2 separate regions of the Mus musculus genome follow, and region 2 is linked to region 1. The links are chromatin loops, found by intact Hi-C in ENCODE. Cell type or tissue: left cerebral cortex. All regions are shown on one strand.

Region 1 (2,500 bases):
CACCCTACCAGGAACCATGCTAAGTGGGTGGGTCTTCAGCATTCACTGTCTTCAATCCTCATGACAACCTACATGGAGTGACTTCTGACTACGCCACCATGACTTGACCAAGGAACTACCAATGATGGACACCTGAGAAAGGCCTAAACCACCAAATGGAGAACTATATAAAACTAAACCAAAAGACCAGATTTTCCAGGTAGTGAGTGCACTCAGACTGCCTCTGACAAAGGCCTTGGTCTGACAGCCTGCCTAAGAAGCATCAATGACACAAACGCCACCAAGGCATCAGTGCTACAGAATCAATGTCAACGTTCTCCTGAAACACCTATGCTGAAGCCGTCCTCCAAGGTGAGGCTTAACTGCAGCTGGGCTCCCTGGGAGACGGTCAGGTCACGAGGGCCGAGCAGTCACTAATGAGGCTTAACAGACTGATAAGCAAGGAGCCAAGAAGCTCATCAATATGACAAATCAGAAAGAAGACTGAGGTCGACCAGCCACAGCGCACATGGCTATACCGCTAGGAGGTAAAAGCAGTAAGATCAGGAGGAGTTCAAACCATACTCGGCTAAACAGTGAGCTTGAGGCCAGTCTGAAGCCAGACCCAGTTTTCAAAGGAAAAGAAAAAGGAAAAAAGAGAAGTGTGGGGGGGGGGGGGTGATTACAACAATAAAAACCGCTGGTAACAGAGCCTAGTGGAGCACTTATGTAGCATACACCAGCACTGCACAAGACATGGTATACTGTCAGGAACCTCTTCCAAATGATGCAATTCTCTTCCCAGGAAATGCCTAGGTCCCTGTAACACCTAGGCACAAAGGACACACTGCCAAAACTATGAAAACACACTAATACTGATGGCTTCCTTTAGTGCCATACTCAAGTAAGCGAAGCAGCTCATACGCCATGCAGTCCATGAAGCCCTCCCCTCACACTGCCCCACTCTACTACTAGCACAGGCAGGGGAAATCAACACAACAGCATGGGGTCACTCATCCAAGAATAAAAAACGCACTTGGTCCTAGCACCTAGTATCTAGGTGATAACTGATACTCCTTTTGACTGTTTTGTTGTGGGTTTGGGGGTGGGGGCCATCTTGGTTTTGTCTACCCAGTTATGGTTTTTCTCTTTTGTCTTTGTCTTTTTGAAGATGAGGGTTTCCTCTCGAGTCCAAACCAGCCCGAAACACCGTGGCTGGGTGATAATTGATATTCTTATTACGACTTTTTCCCCCTTCCTTCCTTTATAAAGGGCTCTACTCATGATTTATATAAGAAAAACAGAGCTGCCACATGCTGTCAAGAGCCTTTCATCTGCATTTCCAGACCTAGCCACTTTTCCAATGCCTTCAGCACCACCTGCAGGTGGAGAGCCTGAACTGCAGGTGCTCTGATAGCTTGCTTGGCTGTGAGTGCTGGGATGAAGCCAAGAGGTCTTACATACCAAGCAGACGATGTAAAAAGAGCTGATGACTGGCAGGAGACGGTGAAAGCTGTTATGTTCCTTCTTTCCACAAGTACTAGCCATGCTCACAGACATTGGTCACTGACCAACTACAACACAGACACTAAGACAAAGTGTCTACTATGGACAGCTCCCAAGCCTATACAAGTAAGATGTGCTTTACAGTCTTGCATAAGCAGCACGTTTTTTTTGTACCTAAATAGGTGGAAATTAAGTGGGTGTTTCAAGCACCCAGGTACTTCTCTGTTCCCTTTGTTTCTTCTTCTCCTCGTTCCTTAAGTGGACTTTTACTGTGGTGCCCAGTCTGACTGGTCTTAAACTTGCAAGCAATTTTTCCACCACAGCCTCTCCTGTGCCACCACCATGCCAGGCTCAGACTGGAAGACTTCTGACAGCAGGCTGAAACAACAAGACTTAGAGCAACTGGGGCCTATTAGTAAGGGAGATAGCAACAGGGTGACAGCAGATATCCTTCAACTATACCCCTCAGTCACCTCAAAAATACTGTCCCTGTAGCTTTGGGTGAACTCTACATCATTACACATAGGTAAAATATATGCTGCAGCCAGCCATGATGGTACACACCTGCAATTCCAGTATTGGGAGGGTGGAGGCAGGAGGATCACACAAGGTTAAAAACAGCCTAGGCTACACAGCAAGACCCTGTCTCCAAAGCAAAAGCAAAATAAGAAAAATGTTAAAATAATTCTTAAAAAAATCTGCCCACAAAATGACTCAGCTGGTAGGGCACTTGTCACTAAACCTGGTGGCCTAAGCTTAGTCCCAGCACCCACACGATGTAAGGAAAGAACATACACACAAAAATAAATATAATGTTTTAAAGATATTACCATAAAGCTTATTTTAAGGCAAAGCACTGGTAACAACGCAGGGCCCGAGGCTAGGAAGGAAGAAGCACAGTGCAGCCTGGCCAACACAAACGTCTCTCCCATGGCTGTGAGGATTACACAAGACTATCTGAAAGAAGTCATAACTATTCCAAAGGAGAGTTCATTGCTCTGTTCCAAAGACACAA
Region 2 (2,500 bases), 130 kb before region 1:
CATACAATAATACTTGAAAAACCAAGTCCGTTTGTACTTCATCTCTCCACTAACAAAGTGACTTCAGCTGTAAGCGATGCTGGGTGTGCTGGCTTGCAAGTCCAGCACTCAGGAGGTGGAGACAGGGGGATCAAGAGCTCCAGACCAGCTCAAGACCAGTCTGGGCCACATGAGCCCCTGACTCAAGAAGAGCAGAACAAATCAGACAAAACAGGTTTCTTTTTTTCGAAGAGAACCTAGAAAAGTGGAGTTAATTTTAGAAGTATGTTTAAAATTTCTAGAAAGGCCACCAGTCTTGCTTGGATCAAGAGGTACAAGTTGAAGGAAGTTCTTGTAGGGGCAGAGGTTGAGCTTGAATCTTCACTCTGTCCTCCCAACTAAATGAATTACTTGCTGAGTTCCAGGGTGGCTTAGCATGAATCTCCAGCCTTCTGCTTGTAGGTGGTCTCAGAAAGAAAAAAAAATACAATACTATATTCTTCGTCTTCTTCAAGGGAGACCTGGGACTTCATCTCCCTTAGTCCCAGTGACCTTGACTTTGCTAACCTCCATGAGGGCATTTTGCCCCCCAGCGCCCATGGCTGCACTGAGCGCGAAGCAACTCCTTTGGCACGCCCCATCTTCCTAACAGGCATCCAGGCTCTGAATTCAATACATGGTCCTTTCATGCTCCATCACATATCAGGGGACCATTACCAATTTTCCTTTTTAAAAAGATAGCTAACGGATGTGCACCCATCTCTCTTCTAAAGAAGCACAGCTCGTGCACATAAGGAAGGCTTTCCAACAGGAGGGGCTCAGTGGATGGCTCCATCCATGAAGGGCTCACCAGCCCCCAGGACAGACCAGAGGGTCCCTGAGGCTTACTGGCCCAATAGTCTAGTTGCAGTGAGAGATCCTGTCTCAGAATGAGTGAGGAAGAAGAGCCCTGACTTTGGCCCCATGTGCTCCTACACACACATGAACAAGGGGGCTGACTTTCTGACATGAGGGGCTGCTGTGTAGAAGTGTCAGGTAAACAGATGATAGGGCCACACACATGGTGAGCCTGTTTTCAAACCACACACATGATAGCGATGTGTATGTACCACGGCTGTTCATATACACATACCTTACACTGACAGGCTTGCTTCCTGCGTGGGGGTGGGGAGCAAAGGGTCCCATTTTACCACACATACTTCTGCATTACTTGATTTTTTTTATTAACAAGACTATATTATCCTAGTTTGTTTAATGAATAAAATAAAATGTTGAATCTTGCTGGTCTCAAATGGGGTCAGAGTGTTGGTTGTCAGGGGGAGGTGATGAGACGAAGTGACATTTCCACAGAGGGAATGTGGACAGGGCCCTGGGTTTGGAAATGGGCAAAGATGGTGTGACAAGCCACTAGCTGGAGGACAGGCATGGTCGTCAGGAGCCTGGGGTCTGAGGAAAACACAAGGTAGCCAAGATTCCGCCAGCTGAGTGACAATACCTCTAAATCCCAGAACAGGGCAGCTTCATCGGCTCCAACAAGCAGAACCAGATTTCAGGACAAAGTCCCTGATGGGCACCTGGACCTTTCCTAAGAGGTGGAGCTGCTCTGTACCCCTGAAGCATCTCCCCAGTAAACTAACTAGCCATGACCACAGGGCCAGCATGCTAACACAAGAGGTGCCCCGGAGAGTTAGCAACTGTCACCAGAACAGAGTCCGGCAGCAGGCATGCAGATGTATTCTTAGCTCCCAGCAAAGTAGGTTATGGTATAAAAATACCATTAAATAGTAACTAAACTAGCGTCACCTTAGTGCGCATCTTGCCAGCAAAGCCAGCATGTGCGATTTCTTTTTAAATTACCCTATATTAGAGAATCAAGACCAGGGCTCATTCTGGAGAGCAAGCCACCCGGCAAAGGCCAGAGGTCCAATTACCCCTTCCCCTCAGGTGACGTGAGACCCACTCTGCTGCGCCCTGAGCCTCGGCCCCAGGCAGGGGTCCCAGCTCCTGCTTTCATGTGAGTGGTCCAGTCCCAGGGAGAGCAAGACAATGCTGAACAGAGTAGGTGAAAGGGGGTGGGGGGTGGGGCAAGCAAATTGGTGGGAGGGGGAGGGTAGCCCTAGCAAAGGCCAGGAGGCAGATTGTGCCTGGGGTTCTCCAGGGCAGGAAAGAGAAAGCAAACATGCAGCAAGAACAAGATTTCTCCTGTACCCAGTCCCAGGACAAGGAAGGTCCCAAGTTTATCAACTACCCAGCAGGTCACCCAGTCAGAAGAACCAACAGCTGATGACAACGATCCTGGACAGTGGGCAGCACCTGCTCTGGATGGTGGCTGGGGATGGGAGATGGCGCCAAGGACACTTAAGGTCAGGTCTAGGCCCATGGGGGCAGGGCCCAGAATGGCGGGAACTCTCTGGGCTGAAGGTCAAAGGTGATCTCCACAGCCCAAGCTTGGTCAGGTAGTGAGTAACCTTAGGCACTACTATAAGAATACCAAAGCCAAGGCGCCCATGCTCTCTCCCCC

Evidence for each region. A loop is a pair of places that touch in the nucleus more often than their neighbours do. Peaks named below come from ENCODE experiments on the same cell type or tissue, not always from the same donor. Only the 100,000 strongest peaks of a DNase experiment are listed, where the experiment ranks them.
Region 2: it touches region 1 in a loop (2.8-fold over the local background); 5 of 42 quality-filtered maps call a loop at or near these places.

Annotation. Positions count from the first base shown.
Region 1 is chr11:6,186,640-6,189,139 of GRCm38, forward strand. All of the region lies in intron 2 of Nudcd3 (NudC domain containing 3), which reads right to left. Among named protein-coding and RNA genes, the nearest start is that of Nudcd3, 13 kb to the right of the region's middle. In left cerebral cortex, a CTCF peak has its summit at 1,374 (motif pointing left); DNase peaks (open chromatin) are centred at 1,376 and 2,332; H3K27ac peaks cover 1,546 bases.
Region 2 is chr11:6,059,744-6,062,243 of GRCm38, forward strand. The region is part of intron 1 of Camk2b (calcium/calmodulin-dependent protein kinase II, beta); the gene reads right to left. Among named protein-coding and RNA genes, the nearest start is that of Camk2b, 4.8 kb to the right of the region's middle. In left cerebral cortex, no CTCF peak of the experiment used is centred here; DNase peaks (open chromatin) are centred at 1,152 and 1,787.